4 separate regions of the Homo sapiens genome follow, and all the other regions are linked to region 1. Evidence: chromatin loops called from intact Hi-C (ENCODE). Cell type or tissue: mammary epithelial cell. All regions are shown on one strand.

What was found. A loop is a pair of places that touch in the nucleus more often than their neighbours do. Peaks named below come from ENCODE experiments on the same cell type or tissue, not always from the same donor. Only the 100,000 strongest peaks of a DNase experiment are listed, where the experiment ranks them.
Region 2: it touches region 1 in a loop (13-fold over the local background); 103 of 110 quality-filtered maps call a loop at or near these places.
Region 3: a loop joins it to region 1, with 2.6 times the contacts of the local background. A loop is called at or near these places in 4 of 110 quality-filtered maps.
Region 4: it touches region 1 in a loop (2.4-fold over the local background); 11 of 110 quality-filtered maps call a loop at or near these places.

The regions. Positions count from the first base shown.
Region 1 is chr12:1,581,091-1,586,090 of GRCh38, reverse strand. All of the region lies in intron 1 of FBXL14 (F-box and leucine rich repeat protein 14), which reads left to right. Among named protein-coding and RNA genes, the nearest start is that of FBXL14, 11 kb to the left of the region's middle. RefSeq lists an enhancer at 4,373-4,422. In mammary epithelial cell, a CTCF peak has its summit at 2,427 (motif pointing right); a DNase peak (open chromatin) is centred at 2,470.
Region 2 is chr12:1,115,184-1,120,183 of GRCh38, reverse strand. ERC1 (ELKS/RAB6-interacting/CAST family member 1) reads right to left here. Exons shown (of 19, transcript NM_178040.4): 7 at 4,151-4,318. It overlaps LOC124902857 (a long non-coding RNA gene), which reads left to right. Exons shown (of 3, transcript XR_007063157.1): 2 at 2,562-2,618; 3 at 4,685-4,770. Among named protein-coding and RNA genes, the nearest start is that of ERC1, 130 kb to the right of the region's middle. RefSeq lists an enhancer at 3,585-4,784. In mammary epithelial cell, a CTCF peak has its summit at 2,013 (motif pointing left); DNase peaks (open chromatin) are centred at 2,003, 4,083 and 4,503; H3K4me3 peaks cover 144 bases; H3K27ac peaks cover 2,574 bases.
Region 3 is chr12:1,471,773-1,476,772 of GRCh38, reverse strand. All of the region lies in intron 18 of ERC1 (ELKS/RAB6-interacting/CAST family member 1), which reads right to left. Among named protein-coding and RNA genes, the nearest start is that of LINC00942, 26 kb to the left of the region's middle. RefSeq lists an enhancer at 3,262-3,331. In mammary epithelial cell, no CTCF peak of the experiment used is centred here; DNase peaks (open chromatin) are centred at 602, 1,872, 2,492 and 3,072; H3K27ac peaks cover 3,667 bases.
Region 4 is chr12:1,195,177-1,200,176 of GRCh38, reverse strand. The region is part of intron 12 of ERC1 (ELKS/RAB6-interacting/CAST family member 1); the gene reads right to left. Among named protein-coding and RNA genes, the nearest start is that of ERC1, 210 kb to the right of the region's middle. In mammary epithelial cell, no CTCF peak of the experiment used is centred here; DNase peaks (open chromatin) are centred at 2,386 and 2,726; H3K27ac peaks cover 1,037 bases.

The DNA of each region.
Region 1 (5,000 bases):
CCAAAAAACTAGTACATGTTGTTAAATGGTCTATAAGGTACTGAAGTAGCTAACTGTCAAATCTGTTGCCTGTTGCTCTCAGAGGATTTGAGCCAGTTTCCAAAACACTGCTTTGTTGCACATAGTAATGCAGAATACTAATGCTGGAAGTACATGCTCATGAGAGCTTCAAAGCTAGGAACTCACACATATTTCACATGCTATAAATACCTGCCACACAATCCTTTTATAAAGTAGAATCAAGTTGCAAAAACTCTAGCTATTTTCTCTTCATTCAAGGGCAAAAAGGCTTGACTTCACAGATGTTTTAGTTACAAATCCCACTTGTCCAGAAAGAGTAAAAGGGTCTAATTTGTTAATACTAGGCACCTTCTTATATTTATTACTCCCCCATTTACGTAATCCACACTCCAGAAGGATCAGACCTACCACACAGTGGGGTGTCAACAATTACTCCTTACATCATGGATCTGAGACACTGGAACTGGACTGTGGGAAAACAGTTGAGACCACATTAATTTTTCATAAATATTAATGTGGAATTACTATGGCTTGGAAAACATTGTTTTTCTCATCTAAAAAGGATATGAGGAAATATTTCCTACCAAGGTTCATAATATTTCTCCTTAGGAAATCTTGGCCTCAAACTAGCATTATTTACATACACGTCTGCTACATTTTTTTTTTTTTTTTGAGACGGAGTCTCGCTCTGTCGCCCAGGCTGGAGTACAGTGGCACAATCTTGGCTCACTGCAAGCTCTGCCTCCCGGGTTCACGCCATTCTCCTGGCTCAGCCTCCCGAGTAGCGGGGACCACAGGCACCTGCCACCACGCCCGGCTAATTTTTTGTATTTTTAGTAGAGACGGGGTTTCACCATGTTAGTCAGGATGGTCTCGATCTCCTGACCTTGTGATCCGCCTGCCTCGGCCTCCCAAAGTGCTGGGATGACAGGCGTGAGCCACCGCGCCCGGCCACACATCTGCTACCTTTTTCTAGCCCAAGGCAAGGCTTTCTGAGACGTAGTCACTAAACAGGGAGGAGCCAAAAAAATTAGTCCTGCTATTTCTGAGAATCTCTAGAACAATCACTGAGGCTAAAATTGGACACATGAGTAAAGTAAGGGAGAAATTGTAACAGTTAAGCCCGCAAACGCCCCTCAAATAAATGCTTCATGTTCTCAGATGGAAGACAAGCATTTCTGCTTTCAGTAATTTAAACCTTAACTTCATTGCCCAAAACTCCACTGCTGTGAACAACAACAACGACAAGATGGCCAGTACGTGTGTCTTAAGCAAACAACACGAAAATGACAAGATGAAAGTGACAATTTCTACCTTTCCTAATTTACTTCAGATGCACAGAATTTAGCCAGTTTTCAGGAATCTGTAAAAGCAGGATGGTTAAGTTCTGTGGCCCCCTGAACTTCATCCAGCTGACAGCTGACGGTTGTACGAAGCAGAAAAGGTCTTCAAGTTTCCAGAGCCTGGAGTAGATGGAGGATTGGCTCTTCCAGCCCTAGCTGATGTCTGTGCACTTGAGACAGATGCCCTGCCATTGTGCTCAGGGTCAGATGTCAACAATCAGAACAGCATGACCCCCAGGAAGGCAGCTGGCCTCTCTCTTCCCTACACAGAAGGGTCTAATTTTCAATGGAATCACAAGGGGAACTGCAGAAACTCATTAACGTAGGACACAGGATTTAGCAGCAAACAGCTTCATCCCTGCTTTATTGATTTTTAGAGTTGGGGTCTCGCTCTGTCACCCAGGCTGAAGTGCAGCGGTGTGATCATATCTCACTGCAGCCTCGACTTCCTGAGCTCAAGCAATCCTCCCACCTCAGCCTCCCGAGTAGCTGGGACCACAGGCATGTGCCACCATGCCCATTATTACTATTATTATTTTTTTTTTGTAGAGACAGGGTCTCGCTATGCTGCCTAGGCTGGTCTCCAACTCCTGGGCTCAAGTGATCCTCCCATCTCGGCCTCCCAAAGTGCTGAGATTGCAGGAGCCTACAACTGCTTTCTTTAGAAATAAAAATGTGCATATGTGGGTTAAGAGGTAAAAGTCAAGCACTACACATTATTGAAAGGTAGGGCTGGAAAACTGTTATTGTCTCCTTCTGGACTGTTGCTTCAGCCTCCCCAGCCCTTTAAAAAAACAACAAAAAACCCTCTTACACACAATTTACCTTCCCCATTGTGAAGCAGCTGTGAATCATATCCACACCTGTCCTGGAGTTATTAAAACTAGGAGTCCGACCTTGTGTTTTTCTTTACCCCAAGTTTATGAACATGATTTTAGGGTCCAATATAAGGTAGTACAATAAAGTATGGTTAATGCAAAACTAAATGTCCTCCACTGTGGAAGACAGAAAGTGGAGAAATCCACGAAGTCTGCACGTCCCATGTCTTGGTCTTGTCAGTAGGTGGCAGCATTGTCTGTGAGTTGGAAGCTATTTCCCAAGGGGAACCACAACCTCCTCCCATCTAACAAATCCCCTCTGGTCCTTTCTCTTTCACCCGCACCCGCAAAGTATTTCCTCCAGGCGTAAGAGTTGACAAATGAGGAATTTCACTTCCTGGAAAAGATGAAATTGAATTTTAAAATATCAGTGAGGTTACTCCCCAGAGCCAGGTGTTATTTTGCAGCTCTCTGCTTTTGGAGCTAAGAGAATCAAACATTAACTTCTAATGCTTTTTTTTTTTTCTCTTTAAACTTCTAATTCTTCTTAAAGGGCACTTCATACAAATCCTTCTTAGATTGCCATATCTGGGGAGTTTGGGAGGAAGAAAATGGGAAAAATTTTAGTCATACATGGAGGTATCAATTTAAACAGCAAGAAAAAGAGCTAGTTTTTTTTATTACAAAAGAAAAATCAGAAGTGTATCTGTGAGGACAAATTCTAGAGAGCCTTTCAGGAAAAAACATTTTAAAATTTTAGGAGTATCTTTTTTTTAATTTTTTTTAATTTTTATTAAAAGGAGTATCTTTATTGCCCAGATGAAGACATCTTCATAAAATATAAGAGAGTCTATGAAGATGAAAATAATAACAGCCCTGACGAAGAAGTAAAGTTGCTTGTGTGACCTAAATTCCTCCTACAGAAAACTGACATTAGGACAAGGTAGCAGAACTTACAAAAATAACTTCTGAGCCAATGTAGCCAGATTCCGTAGAATGGCACAAGAAGAGACAGGCTGAGGGCAGGAGAGGCCTTCGGGTCTTGCCCTCCTGGTACTCAACAGCCTGGCCTCGGGGAATCAAACTGTGAGTGGGAAGGGCAGGTGTAGAAGTGGGAAAAAAGGTGGAGGCAGTTATCCCCTGCAGATGCTTCTACCAAGCTGTATTGGCTAGAGGAGCCACAGCTTATAAGCTCTGTAATATAGACGTCATTTTTGGTTAGAGAATAAATAAAAAAGGAAAAGTTTCAGGGACTTGGGGCCTGTGCATAAGGCAAATTACATTCATTCCTGGCACCATCCGTGAAGGTCTTATGAAAGCAGAACATCTCCCTGCGCAACTTTTGGAAAGTAATAGCTGAAATATGCCATTCTTAGTGACTACACTGAAAGAATACAGATTCAGGGAAGGCACCCCAAACAGAGAATACAGGTTGTAAAGGAAAGAAAAGCAAACACGTATCACCCTGCACAAAGCCAAGAAGAAGAAAACGGGGCTGGCTGAGGAGCCAGAATGAGAACTGAGTGAGGGGAATGTGTGAACGCTGAGGACCAGCAGTTCCTAAAGCTGCTCCTCGGAAGAACTGGGAGGGCTGCTCCTTGATTCATAGCCTCCAAGAACAGCTTTCCTGGACTCCGTTTTCTTTCTCTTTCTTTTCTTTTCTTTTTCTTTCTTTCTTTCTCTTTTTCTTTCTTCTTTCTCTTTCTTTCTTCCTTTTCTTCCTTTCTTTTCTTTCTTTTCCTTCTTTCCTTTCCTTCCTTCCTTCCTTCCTTCCTTCCTTTTCTTTCGACAGAGTCACTCTGTTGCTCAGGCTGGAATGCAGTGGTGCAATCTCAGCTCACTGCAACTTCTGCTCCCCGGGTTCAAGCAATGCTCCTGCCTCAGCCTCCTGAGTAGTTGGGACTACAGGCACGTGCCACCATGCCTGGCTAATTTTTGTATTTTTTAGTAGAGACAGGGTTTTGCCATGTTGGCCAGGCAGGTCTTGAACTCCTGACCTCAGGTGATCTACCCGCCTCAGCCTCCCAAAGTGCTGGGATTACACACGTGAGTCACCAGGCCCGGCCCTGGGCTTCATTTTCAAGAAGGTAGGCCCTCTTTCTGTAACCACAGAAACAACCTTTGAATTTGACTCTAGACAAATCTCTTGCGAATGTGGCCACTGGGCTGGCGTGAGGATGTTGGTGTGACTGAGACCTCTGAGGTGGCAGCACTGCAAGCCTGAAAATGTCCTACGGGAGGCATGTGGCTGTCACTCTAGTTCTGTGCTCACAGCCGTCAGGACCAACGTTGTTTTCATCCACACCCCATTTCTGCCGGGAAGCTAGAGCAACAGTGTACAGAGGACACATAGGAAAAAGCATTTCCGGGACAGGCCGGCTCCGACATTCCTCACATGGGCCCTTCAGGCAGCAATTACTCTATTGGCTTCAACATTCTCCATCCAAACCACGTGACTCCAGTTTCTGTGCTCCGTTTTGCAGAGGAAGGTATAGCTGAGGGCTCCAGTAATCCCAAGATGATGCACGTTTCTCTTGTAGGGGACCTTCCCCAAACCCTCTCCCCAGGAGGTTCCCGTGGCTCAGTCTGCAAATCCACACAGCCCGGACACTGATTTGCAGGCTGACAGCCACTGCTGCTGCTTTCCTAACCTTCCTCTGTACTCTTTTAGCTGCTACCAGCACACCCACCCCCCACCCTAAAGGTGTCCATTCGCCCATTAAAGGACTCCAGCATGGCCATTTCCCAGTTTCTGAATTTCCTGTCGCCGTCTATGAAGACTGTCGAGAGGGGTCGAGTGTTGTGGGTGGGGGATTCC
Region 2 (5,000 bases), 470 kb after region 1:
TGTCTCTACAAAAAATACAAATTAAAAAATCAGCCAGGAGAGGTGGCCTGCATCTGTAGTCCTAGCTACTCAAGATGCTGAAGTGGGAGGATCACCTGAGCCCAGAAGTTCAAGGTTACAGTGAGCTATGATCAAGGCACTGCACTACAGCCTGAATGACAAAGTGAAACCTTGTCGCAAAAAAAAAATAATAAATTAATAAAAAAATGTCCCTCCATATTCAGATGAGAACAGAATTAAACACCTAGTCATAAAAACCTTAGGAAGTTGTTATTATCATTATCCTCATTTTATAGATGAGGAAATGGAGGCTTAAAGAAGTAAAGTAACTCCTGAATGGATGCGGTGGCTCACACCTGTAATCCCAGCACTTTGGGTGGCTGAGGAGGACAGATCACCTGAGGTCGGGAGTTCGAGACCAGCCTGACCAACAGGGAGAAACCCCATCTCTACTAAAAATACAGAATTAGCCAGGTGTGGTGGCACATGCCTATAATCCCAGCTACTCGGGAGGCTGTGGCAGGAGAATCGCTTGAACCCAGGAGGCGAGGTTGTGGTGAGCCAAGATTGTGCTATTGCACTCCAGCCTGGGCAACAAGAGCAAAACTCCATCTCACACACACACACACACACACACACACACACACACACACACACACACACACACACACAAAGAAGAAGTAAAGTAACTCCTCTAAGGTCACACAACTAGTAAAGGTAGAGGGCTGGTTTTCAAGCCTATGTCTGACACCAAAGACCATGCTTTTAACCACTATATTACTAAATCCAGACCACCTCTGTGAAAGTCATCAGATTAAAAGAGATGGTTACAAAACGGGAGCGATTCCATATATACTGTACCTTGTATAACACCAGAGGGCCTTAGTCCATGTACCCTGAATAGGGAAAAAAAAAACAAAAAAAACAAAACAAAACAAAAAACAAACAGATCTTTTCACATGTAACTGTTTTCCTTAAAGGATTTTTAAAATTTTTTAAACTCCAGGCTAGGCACAGTGGCTCACGCCTGTAATCCGAGCACTTTGGGAGGCAGAGGCAGGAGGATTGCTTGAGCTCAGGAGTCCCAGACCAGCCTAGGCAACACAGTGAGACTCTGTCTCTGCAAAAAGTTTTAAAAATTAGCCAGGTGTGGTGGCACATGCCTATAAGTCTTGGCTACTCAGGAGGCTGAGGCAGGAGAAGCGTTTGATCCCAGGAGTTCCAGGCTGCAATGAGCTATTAATATAATCATGCCACTGCACTCCAGCTTGGGTGACAGAGTAAGATTCTATCTCTAAAAATAAAAATGAAAGAAAAACTCCATGCTCCATGTTCTTTTTTCATATATACTTAATTTAGTAATCCGAGTGTTAGATCGAAGTCTGGGATAGCTGCAGAAAAGATGAAATCAACTAAGAGCAAATTATAGAAACACATGAAAACTTTCAAAGAGCTGGTATAAACTGCCTTTTACTGGGCTCTAACACTGGCAAGTTACATTGGAAAAGGTGACTCTTGTCAAGTGCCACCAGAGTAATTTTTTAAGCAATGCTAATAAATAGACATATTACATTCTTAAAATCATCCCAAATTCCAAAGAAAGTTAGCTTTCATTCTTTTATCTTTTATGATGAGATGGTTCTATTTGCGCAGTGGCCCTAGTAACTTACAGAAATAATCACTGAGACTCAGCTACTCCTGCAATGGCTAAAAACTAAAAACCATTCATGAATGACAATAAATACAATCTATTCTCTATGGTACAAGAAACCAATCACAAGCCCATCTGGGTGAGACCTGGCTAATAAGAATATTATTTGAGGGGGGTACAAAGAGAAGCATGGATTGCCAAGGGGGAAAAGTCATTTATTAGACTGTGACAAGCTTTTAAATGTTTGCATTATCATTAACCAACTGCTTGGTTCTCTGGTTTGTACACCTGCCACCTCCATCCAAAGCTATTACAGTAGCAAACTTGGAAGTGCGGCTGACCTCTAGAACACTGGCACCCTCTTCTGACCCTTTTGCTGTATTGCATGCACTCAAGCTACTGAAGTGAAAAACGATTAATAAAGCTATTACATTTTAAAATAACTTAAAGAGTGTAATTGGATTGTTTGTAACTCAAAGGATACACGATTGAGGGGATGGATACCGCCATTCTCCATAATTTATTTTCACATTGTATGCCTGTATTAAATATCTCACATACCCCATAAATATATATACCTACTATGCACCCACAAAAAATTTTTAAAATAAAGCTATAAATGAATAACTTTGCAGGTAACATTATCTAGATGATTTCATATTTATAATTCCCTGAATAAACCTAAGTTTAGCTTAATAAAAGTAAGAAAATGCAGATCATCTAAATACTATGTTCTCTTAACATCTCAACAGTATATGCATTAGTTGATTTTATTAGAAGAATTATAAAATGATAACAATGACGAATGTACAAAGACTTTACTATGTGCCAGACACTGGCAGTAAATAAACGAGTTTAATTCTAACAACAAACTTATGAGTTAAGCACTACTATTCTCTTCACCTTACAGACGTGAAAAGTGAAGTGTAAGGAAGTTGAATACGTTCCCAGGATCACGCGACTCATAGTAAGTGGTAAAGATGGAAGTCCAAACTCAGTAAACATGACTCTAGAGCCAAAGCCTTAGCCACTACTGCATCTCATGATTTTATACCCAAATATCTCTGTGAGGTAGAATGGAGCTGACATCATAACAAAATGAAACATAACTAAAATAGAAAAAGTGTAAGTTATAAGAAAAATGACAAACATGTCAGCTAAAATCTCCCATTTTTAACAAAGCCCCAAATTGTACAGATAAAAATATTACATGAAACAGTTTAGGTTCCTTCTTCATTCTTCCTTATTGGAAGATTCTTGTCTTCTAAGACTATGAGGTTTTTATTCTTTCTTTTCCTCCTCATTCCTTTTTTCCACCAAATTATGTTCTTATTTTTCTTTAAAGAAAAAAAGCTAATCTACATCATATGCTTTATGTTTCTTCTATAAAGCAAAACTACTTATCTATTCTTAAATTATCTATTTCACTGCAACCTTTAAAAAATATTTATATTAAGACAGTAAATCCACATGGTATCATCAACTCTTTCTCTTCGATCATTGAAAGTAAGATAGATAAGAATCGATCTGGGATTATTTAGCAAATACACTAAATATCTATCTGAAGTCATATACCTATCTGAAGATGGTGGATACCTAACTGAAGTCATAGCCAATAGTCTAGATCATCTTCCAAGATTTTGAAAAACACTGCCCGGGCATGGTGGCTCATGCCTGTAATCCCAGCACTTTGGGAGGCAGAGGCGGGCGGATCAAGAGGTCAGGAGTTCGAGACCAGCCTGGCCAATATGGTGAAACCCCATCTCCACTAAAAATACAAAAATTAGCCAGGCTTGGTGGCATGCGCCTATAATCCCAGCTACTCAGGAGGCTGAGGCAGGAGAATCACCTGAATCCAGGAGGCGGAGGTAGTGGTGAGCCAAGATCACGCCAAGCCAAGATCACACCACTGCACTCCAGCCTGGGCAACAGAGCGAGAGGCCATCTCAAAAAAAAAAAAAAAATTCTAAAAACACTAACTTTATTTTCAAACAGGATATGAAGACACATTGTCTAATAATCTGTGGTTTAAAATTAGACTATCTAGAACTTTAACAGATTCCAGTTTCCTATATACAGTTATTCATAATATCACAACTTAAAGACACTTAAATGTACTCCAAACACAGTGTAACCAAGCTCATTGTCATTCATGACTAGAAAATTCACCAGGGGTTGAACTGAAGCTTCTAAATCAATGATTTCTCTTTTACAATTATCCTTTTATTTTTAATACTGTCAGAGTATACTTTGAAGTACAGACTTGGCAAAAGTTTAAAGAATTAAAAACATAAACTGCACCTGTTTTAACTTGTTAGATCTAAGAACAACTGAAATAAGATGGTTACATTTTAGCACAGTGACTGATCACGCTGCTGAAGAATTAATCATAACATTACTCATATTTCCCAATTCTAAACATAACAAAAACAGCACAGGTAACGCTTATGAAAAGGTGCCAAGAAACCAACTCCCCACAAATCCCAGAATTGTTTCTACCTCAGTCTGCAGGATGGCAGCCCTCTGCTCCTTAGCAGTCAAGGACTCCTTCAACACTTCAATGTGCTGTTTACTATCTGAGAACTGGTTTGTGAGTGTTTCTAGCTTTGTCTGCAGGGCGAGTAGTTCTGTGTCCTTTCTGGACAGCTCCTGTTTCACCTGGCCAATCTAGAAAAGAAGTAAAACACTTTAAGGAAAAAAGAAATAAAACAAACACCTCTTATCTGTATCTTTCACAGATCTGAGTCACAAAATATGAAACTAAATGCAGCACGAACTGTGTGATAGGTCATATTCATCTTTTTGCATGACATAACCTTGGATCTCCCCAACCCTGAGCCAAAAAAAACCACTAAACTTATTCAACCAATAGGGAAATGTCCAGTTTTCATTTATTGTGTCTTCTAAATATTCTTTGAAACCTCTTAGAAAGGGAATGGAGGGAAAGGAAATTCCAATTCAATTAGATGACTATGAGACAGCAGTAAGCAACTGAACACCACTGTACTGATGAAATGGTTTTCATTTTTCTAGGTGAGACCTCTTCAGAACATGATGGATCAAATGCAGGATGAGTGCAGATATAACAAAAAAGGTTTTAGAAACCTCCTAGTACTATTTAAAATTCAAAATCTGCTGCTGTTGTGCTAATTTTTCACTGTTATCTTTTTCATTCTCAAAAGTTTGCATAAAATTCTTATCTTAAAAAGCCACTTTTAATGTTATACATAACATGGTTTTGTAAAATCCTATAATTTGATGTTATGTGTATTGATTAATTTCTCTCTTAACATTGAAAGTATTTTCTTTCTAACACCTTCTTTACATTCCTGTTTTCTAAGAATTTTAA
Region 3 (5,000 bases), 110 kb after region 1:
CTTAAAATTCCCGAGTCAAAGGGTATAGACCTGTGTAAAGCTTTTGACAAGTAACCAGACCATTCTAGAATAGCTGTACTGATATTCAGCCCATAAGCAAGAAATAAGGGTGCCATTTTCCCACTCTCTGAACATACTGGGGACTCCAACAAACCAACCAATCCCAACCTTCCCAGTATGACAGCACTGTTTTCATTCGTAGTTCTTCCCATCTGTAGTGAAGCCAAAAACTGGGGTAAAACATTAAAAAATATATATTTATTGGCCACTTCTTCTGTGAGTTTCCTATTAATGCTCTTTCCAGATCATGTTTCTTCTAATTTAGTTTTTTCTTTCTTTTTTTTCTTTTGAAGAGAAAGAGTCTTGCTCTGTTGCCCAGGCTGGAGTTCAGTGGAGTGATCATAGCTCACTGTAACCTCTAACTCCTGGCCTCAAGTGATCCTCCTGCATCAGCTTCCCGAGTAGCTAGGGCTACAGGAGAGTGCCACCACGCCTGGCTAAGTTTTTTTTTTTTTTTGAGATGGAGTCTTGCTCCGTCGCCCTGGCTGGAGTGTAGTGGCGTGATCTCAGCTCATTGCAATCTCTGCCTCCCGGGTTCATGCCATTCTCCTGCCTCAGCCTCCTGAGTAGCTGGGACCACAGGTGGCCCCAGGCTAATTTTTAAAATATTTTTAGTAGAGACGGGGTTTCACTGTGTTAGCCAGGATGGTCTCGATCTCCTGACCGTGTGATCCACCCACCTCGGCCTCCCAAAGTGCTGGGATTACAGGCATGAGTCACCTTGCCCAGCCTTTTTTTTTTTTTTAAAGAGATGACATCTCACTATGTTGCCCAGGCTGCTCTTCAACTCCTGGCCTTAAGCAATCCTCCCACTTCAGCCTCCCATAATGTTGAAATTACAGGTGTGAGCCACCACATCTAGCCTAGTTTTTTCATTTCCGATATCCTTGTTAACAATCCTAATTCAAGCTCTCATGTTCTACCATCTTGCAATAGCTTCATAACTACTTCAACCCTGGTGTAAGAGTAATCTTTCTAAAATAGGCTGGAACAGTTCCCTCCTCCTCTTCCAACATCTTAAATGATTTCCTTCCTACAAAATAAAAGACTAAGCTTTTTGGCATGGGAGCTACTGCTTCAATTTCATCTCCTGGTACATACCTGCCATTCCCTGTCTTTGCTTTTCCTTTCCTCTCATTCTAGAATGTGGACAATCTTACTTCCTACACATCTTTCTTCTCTATCTTTCTTATCCTTCACGGTTGAGCCCCTTTTCTCTGTAATGCCATCCCTGGTTAGAAGTGTAAACTGCTACAGTATTCATTTTGTCCCCTTTCAATAGTTGGTTTTATGTTTAATTCCCCAACTGTTCTTCAAGCTCCTTGGTGAATTCTTTTTTGTATACCAATATTGCCTCGTAACAAAAGGCCTGCACGTAGCAGACAATCTGAAAATGGTGAATGAAATAAAGGAATAGATATTAATTCTGGGGAAAGGCCTCGATAATGTTCTAAAGAGCTATTTAAGTTCAAATTTGAAGCATGTCCAAACCAAAACAATCTGATGATACAGGCCCTTTGGTAGACAGCAGGGCACATAAACCATACAGTGTAGCACTCCACTGTGTTTAAAGTTCTTAAGGGATGGAATACGGGACAAGTATAGGATACGAAGGTGGCCTCTGGCAGAAATTCTCTGGCTTTTTTGTGTGTTGAATGTTATTAAAATGCATTCTGTTCTTAGTAGCTGTTCCAGCCCTCCCTGAACTCAGAGTAGTAATATGATTTCTAGAGGGACTTGAGCCAAGAATCACAAATGCAAGAGCAACTCAATCTGAATGCTCAAAGCAACACAGGCTGGAAGCGTATGCAGCAGAGGGAAGGGGAGAATGCCTCACCCTACCACTGTGCAGGGAAGAAACGAACGGAGGAAGCTCAGCAGAGCGGGAACATTTCAGAGATGAGGCTCTCCAAGCATATGGCAGACAAAAGCATGGTTACGACTGGCTACAGGGAAAACCACTCAGGCCCCCTTCCCTCTTTGAGTGTTAGGATAACTGCCAGAGAACAAGCTGACAGTCTAAAGAATAAGGAATGCGAGGGGGCTGAATGGAGAAAGAGAAGCAGAGCTGAGGGGCGGGCTGCTTGATTCAGGGAGACTGCCCCAAACATTTACCGCTCAGCACAAGTCATGATTTTAGAACAGAAACAACATTTTCTCTCTAGTAAAGATGTTAGAGAGAGCTACCAGAACTCCGTGAAATAAATTTGTAAAAGAGAAAATACAGTTAAAAGTTCTGTGGACTTGGCCTGATTTCAAGGTAAACAACTCTATTCATAGTCACAAAGCATGAGGTGAAAGGGAGGATGTATTGATGGGTATAAAGAAGGGACGGTTACAAGAGGGGTCAGTGAATGAATTCCTCTGTGGTTGGCAGTGACTCAGATTAATTCCTTTCTGCAGATGGTTTGGTGGAGGGCAGGAAATTATTCAGAAATGCCTAGTTTGGTTTAAGCAGACAAGAATCTAAACTTGAGGTTCTAACAGCTAAGTCCCAGGATGTGTCACAGGCCATGAGGTCTGAGCTGTAATCTGGCATGATGTTCGGAGCCTTTTGGAGCTGACAGATCAAGTGGAAATGGTGCTCGTCCTGGCCAGGTCTGGCCCACAAGCCCCTAACTTGAATCTGCAGGCTTCTTAGGAGATACGAAGACATAAAATAACTTCCTAGTTTGGAATTTCACACAACTGGAATAAATGGAAATGTATTTTGCCGTAAGAGCATCTATTGAATAAGACATAAAACTTACACAGTCAGAGGGATCTGGAATCCCTCTAACCCTCTACAATCCCTCTAAACCTCAATCTTTTTTGCCCAGGGATCTATTTTTCTACAGGCATCTGGTCACTTCTTGACTCTACAGAATCCCTTTAGCACTTAGTACCAGGGAAAACTAAAATTGCTCTTGAAGAATTTATCCTATGTTTATTTCCCACTCATTAAAGTTAACTCCAAAGTCCTCTTTCCTTTCAAGTCTGCACTTGCAGAGACTGTGCAAGTGGGCCGGAAGTGGTAATGGCTGTGAGGCTGCTGTGGGGACTTCTCCTTCTCCCTCCCTGTCCTTTTTTTTTTTTTTTTTTTTGAGATAGAGTCTCACTCTGTCCCCCAGGCTGGAGTGCGGTGGCGAGATCACAGCTCACTGCAGCCTGGAACTCCTGGGCTCAAGTGATCTTCCTGCCTTAGACCGCTGAGTAGCCGGGACTACGGGTGCGCACCATCACACCCAGCTCCCCTTCCTACTTTGTGATGAACTCCCTTGCCAGGCAATGTATGAATTTGTTTTTACAGGAAGGAAAGGCTGTTGCTTAGACCAAAAGTAAATAAGATGTTACTGCTCTCCCATAACTAACTTTGAACAAAATGGCATAATAAAAACGAGAGTTTGGGCCGGGCGCAGTGGCTCACACCTGTAATCCCAGCACTTTGGGAGGCCAAGGTGGGTGGATCACGAGGTCAGGAGTTCAAGACCAGCCTGATCAACATGGTGAAACCCTGTCTCTACTTAAAAAAATACAAAAATTAGCTGGGCATGGTGGTGCGTGCCTGTAATCCTAGCTACTCAGGAAGCTGAGGCAGGAGAACTGCTTGAACCCAGGAGGCGGAGGTTGCAGTGAGCTGAGATCGCACCACTGCACTCCAGCCTGGGCAACAGAGTGAGACTCCTTCTCAGAAAAACAAACAAAAAACAACAAGAGTTTGGCTCCATTCGGGTCTGTCTATCCAAAGTCAAAATTCCACTGCTTAACAATTTGATAGTTCACAGTCATCTCCTCCAGATTCAAGTGGTGATATAAAGGGACTTCCTCCTTTCTTTCCCTCATGATAGAAGATGAGATTCCCTGGATGGGAGGGAAACTCAAGTATGTAATTACTTTCTTGTATTATCAACAACACTTTATGCCTGGCATGTAATAAGTGTTCATTAAGTATTTACTGAGTGAATGCTAGCCATATGCCTTAGGGTAGCTAGATTTATCTTCCTTCCTCCCTCCTTCCCTTCCTTCCTTTTTTCCTTTTCTTTCTCCCTTCCTTCCTTTTCTCTTCTCTTTTTTTTTTTCTTTTGAGACAGGGTTACACTCTGTTGCCCAGGCTGGAGTGCAGTGGTGTGATCACGGCTCACTGCAATCTCTACCTCTTGGGCTGAAGTGATTCTCTCACCTCAGCTTCCCGAGTGGCTGGGACTACAGCGAAATGCCAGCACACCCCACTAATTTTAAATTTTTTTTGTAGAGAGGAGGTCTCACTATGTTGCCCAGACTGGTCTTGAACTCCTGGCCTCAAGCAATCCTCCCACCTTGGCTTCCCAAAGTGCTGGGATTATAGTGGGGAGCCACTGTGCTTGGCCTAGATTTTTTAATGTTAGGTCATCACATATTTCTGCCATTCATTTTCAAAGGTTAAAAACAAAACAAAAACAAATCAAGAGCTTCTCTGCTTCCCAGCTATGGCACTGAAAACTCTGCAACTGCACTGGCAGCCCCCAGCCCTAAAAGAAATAAAACAGTTAAGATTTCTAGTGAATCTATATAAAAACATAAATTATCATTTAGTTTTCTACCCTGTCCCCTATCCCCGACCTGCAGCTCAGGCAAATACCCAACAATGGAACAACGAGACCTACAAATGCTACACCCAAAACAGGCCAATTCTGAAATTTAGACTCATCAGCCCGGAAGGGAGCTACAGGAACTACTAGTCCCATTCTCTAACCTTACAAGTAAGACAGCTGAGGTCTCAAGAGGTACAGGGCCAGGTACACAGGTTAGACTGATAGATCTATCTGTTGTAGGAAAACTTAATATGTATCTATCACGCCTGGCCAGTGGTTAGTGGATCAGGCTCTACTGCATCCAGGTGCACAAGCTCTCCATGGAGAAAAAGAGGAAGTCTCCCCTACCTGAGAGGAAAGCTTTACAAGGAATCTGGTCTTGCTAGCTGT
Region 4 (5,000 bases), 390 kb after region 1:
TGAAAAATAAAAACCTCCATTTTCATTGTATAAAAATTTTAGAAACTAGTTGTGAAATCTTTAAAAGAAAATTTAAAAACTCAAAAGGCAATAATCTTTAGGCATTAAGTTGAAGCCTGGCAGCTATTTTCCCAAATGCCATCAGAAAAGTTCTCTTTCTCTTACACATACACATGTGCAAATAACACTCCCAGATTAAAAATCACTACTGGCATGATAGGAAAATGACCTCATTCATTCTTTGTGTTCCAAAAAAAAAAAAAGTTATGTAATCTGTTCATAGGATTTGGGCTAATCTTGTTGATTTTTGTTTTTAATCAAGGGTGTTCTTAGTATGCTCAGAATTTAGCCCAAATCCTATGAACAGATCACATAACTTTTTTTTTTTTTCTTTTCTGAGATGGGAGTTTCACTCTTGTTGCCCAGGCTGAAGTGCAATGGCACAGTATCAGCTCACTGCAACCTCTGCCTCCCAGGTTCAAGCAATTCTTGTGCCTCAGCCTACCAAATAGCTGGGATTACAGGTGCCTGCCACCATGCCCGGCTAATTTTTTTTTTCCTATTTTTTAGTAGAGACAGGGTTTCACCATGTTGGTCAGGCTGGTCTCGAACTCCTGACCTCAGGTGATCCACCCGCCTCAGCCTCCCAAAGTGCTGGGATTACAGGCGTGAACCACCGTGCCTGGCCATAACATTTTTTTTTTAACAAAGTCAGTTGTTTATAAATCAAAATATAACTCCCTTAAAAACAATACTATAAATACACACTAGGTTGTCTTGGTAGTCCACAAAATTAAAGTTTAATCATGATGTAAAAGCCAAGAGCTAATAGTTCCAGATGAGTGACATGGTTTGGCTCTATGTCCCCACCCAAATCTCATGTTGAACTGTGATCCCCAGTGTTGGAGGTGGGGCCTGGTGGGAAGTGACTGGATCATGACGGTGGTTTGTCCCCACCCAACTCTCATGTTGAATTGTGATCCCCAGTGTTGGAGGTGGGGCCTGGTGGGAAGTGACTGGATCATGACGGTGGTTTGTCCCCACCCAAATCTCATGTTGAATTGTGATCCCCAGTGTTGGAGGTGGGGCCTGGTGGGAAGTGACTGGGTCATGACGGTGGTTTGTCCCCACCCAAATCTCATGTTGAACTGTGATCCCCAGTGTTGGAGGTAGGGCCTGGTGGGAAGTGACTGGGTCATGACGGTGGTTTGTCCCCACCCAAATCTCATGTTGAACTGTGATCCCCAGTGTTGGAGGTGGGGCCTGGTGGGAAGTGACTGGATCATGACGGTGGTTTGTCATGGTTTAGCACCATCCCCCTAGTGCTGTCTTGTGACAGAGTTCTCACAAGATCTGGTTGTTTGAAAGTGTGTGGCACCTCCCCCTTTGCTGGCTCTCTCTCTCCTGCCGGCCATGTAAATGTGCCTGCTTCCCCTTCACCTTCTGCTATGACTGTAAGTTTCCTGAGGCTACTCCAGAAGCAGAAGCCTGTACAGCCCGCAGAAACATGAGCCAATTAAAACTATTTTCTTTATAAATTACCCAGTCTCAAGTATGTCTTTATAGCAGCATGAGAACGAACTAATACAATGAGGTATGGAAAAGATGGTTAGCAAAGAAGATAAAATTAACCACCACAAAATAGAAAAACAAAGTTACCTCCATCATAACTACTCACAAGGCTAGCCCTAAGAATTTTATGTATATACGAACAACAAAACTGATCTCCAGTTCTATCTTTCTCAGAATAATTGTAGCAGTGCAATATTTTGGTTTTCCCTCTGTATTCTGTATCTCTCTACTAGAGTTGGAGGACCTGAAATTAGTATTAATAGTTTAGGATCCAAAATTACTTATTAGCCTTCCAACCAAATAACCTCCCAAGCTACTATCATTTAATATTGGCTTCGAACATGGAAAGACCAAAGACTTAAGAGTCCAAATTTCAGGGCTGGCTGCAGTGGCTCACCTCTGTAATCGTATCACTTTGGGATGCAGAGGCAGATGGATCACTTGAGCCCAGGAGTTCGAGACCAGCCTAGGCTATCTGGCAAAAACCCATCTCTACAAAAAAAATACAAAAATTAGTTGGGCATGGTGGCATGCACCTCTAGTCTCAGCTACCCAGGAGGTTGAGGTGGGCGGATCACCTGAGCCCAAGAGGTTAAGGCTGCAGTGAGCCGTGATAGTGCCACTGCACTCCACCCTGGATGAGAGAGACCCTGCCTCAAAAAAAAAAAGCAACAAAAACAAAACAAAACAAAACAAAAAAAATAGTCCAAAGTTCAACAAGTCCTTTCTTTCTGATACTACTACATTCTGGGCACATGATAACTGGGATGACCAGCCTCTGTGGTATGTTAAGTGATACCTTCCAGTAGAGCTCAACCAGACCTTAAGGAACTAAAATTTCATCACTGGAATTTCTAGCTATTAGACAAGCTATAGATAAACGCCAATGCTAGCATAATCTATAAATGAAATGACAATAGCTTCTGTATTGATGGAGTCTTAGTCTCTTTGAGCCAGACGTATCCCTTAACTGAGTCCAGACTGAGAGAAGCATTAAAAAGCACATGTGTAGAAAAACTGGCCCCTAGCAGCAAAACAACCCACATGCCAGTTATGCAGTACCTGTCCTGTAAGTGGGCATTCCAGCATGTGGGAAAGACTCTGGCCTCAGTAAGATCCTCAAGTGAACAGACTCTGAATCATCTAGCTGTCTACAGCCTCCTCTTCTAGGAGGTGAGGTCATTAATGAAAACTGAACACCTGAAAAGGATTTCTTTTCAGGAAGGAGAGACAGACACTGGAATTGTTAGGCATGACTCTGCTACCTACTTATGTAATGCAGGACCAGTTGTTTAACCTCAAACATCTGTATAACAAAAATCTAGGCCAGGCACAATGGTTCATCCCTGTAACCCCAGCACTTTGGGAGGCCAAGGCAGGCGGATCACTTGAGGCCAGGAGTTCGAGACCATCCTGGTTAAGATGGTGAAACCCCATCTCTACTGAAAATACAAAAATTAGCTGGGCATGGTGGTGTATGCCTGTATTCCCAGCTACTCGGAAGGCTGACGCACAAGAATCGCTTGAGCCCGGGAGGTGGAGGTTGCAGTGAGCTGAGATCATACCATTGCACTCCAGCCTGGGTGACAGAGGGAAAATCTGTCTTAAAAAAAAAAAAAAAAAAAAAATATATATATATATATGTGTGTGTGTGTGTGTGTGTGTGTGTGTGTGTGTGTGTGTGTGTGTGTGTGTGTGTAGAGAGACAGAGAGAGACAGACAGACAGAGAGAGAGAGAGAGAGAGTGAGAGAGAGACAGACAGAGAGACAGACAGAGAGAGAGAGAGAGAGAGAGAGAAATAGCGTGCGCACATGCACCAGGTGTGGTGGCTCATGCCTGTAATCCCAGCACTTTGGGAGGCCAAGGGGATCACTTGAGCCCAGGAGTTCAAGACCAGCCTAGACAGCATAGTGAGGCACCAGCCCTACAAAAAAATTAAGCAGTTAGCTGGGCATGGTGGTGTGTGCCTGTGGTCCCACCTACTCAAGACACGGAGGTGGGAGGATCGCTTGAGGCTGGGAGGTCTAGGCTATAGTGAGCTGTCATCACGCCACTACACTCCAGCCTGAGCAACAGAGTGAGATTCTGTCAAAAAAAAAAAAAAAACCTACATAAGAAACCTTTCCAACACATACCCCCCCAACCCAAAAAGTCATGATGTAGACAGGGCAGCTAAAATGAACAAATATAACTAAACAAACTGCATTAAAATTTTTGGGTATCTTCCTTAGATTCAAAATACATCCCCCTTTAAAGTAGCTGCCTAGTCGGAGGCAAAAATCTGCTATATGTATTCCTCTCAAAAGACGAAAGGGTGAGATCTGTTCCAGGCATTTGGGTGGGGGATGAGGTGGAGGCAGAAACAAAGGAGAATAAAGAGGACTACAACAAAAGAAAAGTAGGACTGACACCTGAGTGGGCTGATTTGAAAAGAATGGCATAGAATAATCTATGACTGGTTTAACTATTACCTTCAAATTACCACCTTATTTTAAAAGAACCAAAATCAGCACAGTGAGGAAGTTATTCCTGATTTGGGGGAGTAATTAAAATACTAGGGAAATTATTTTTTGATTTGGAAGGTATGAGGTAGACAAAGAAACCCCAATTTGGTCAGGGCCCGTGTGTTGTCCCAGCTTTCAGCAGCATTGATCCTTATTTGACTTACCAAAAAACTTTAACTCTTTTCAAAATGATTGCTTCCATTACAAAAAAAGGGGGGGGGGGGCGGAAATAAGTACATAATTATATCCATTTGAATGCACTGGGTTGGAAGTAACGGAGAATCCTCATTCAAACTGGCTTAAACAATCAGAAATTGTCCTATCTCACATAACAAGCAGCACAGAGGCAGTTTCAGGAATAGTCCATTTCAGTTCCAACTCTGCTTTGCTGAGGTTTTGTTAACTGTCACTCTCTGGACGCTGGCTTCATCTTAGGTTGGCAGAAGTAGCTGCAGCAATTATGGGTATCACATCCCGACAAGATAATGTTCAGGAGAAAGGGGTCATCTTTCTTCTTGCAAGTCTGTCTTATAAGAAAATCATTCCCAGAAGCCTCCCTGTGGTTTTTCCTTCCAATCACTAATGCATATGTGCTCAATGCGAAACTAGTCACTAAGAAAGAGAATGCTATTATCCTGATTGGCTTTAAAAAATCTGAATCTACTTCTGGAGCTGAGGAAATAGGGAATTACACATACTTGTGGTTGTGTTAGAATGGGAAAGTAGAAAATTAAATGTTAAGGCAAAAGGGAGAAACTGAAGTTTAATGTATAAAATTAATTTTAAAAGTAGGTCTCAGATCTGCAGAGGCTGGGACTAGGGTTGGGAAGAGATTTGCTGTAAAGGGGCAAAAGGGAACTTTTGGGGATGAGGAAATGTTCTATATATCTTGATCATGGTGGTAGTCACATAAGTGTATAGAT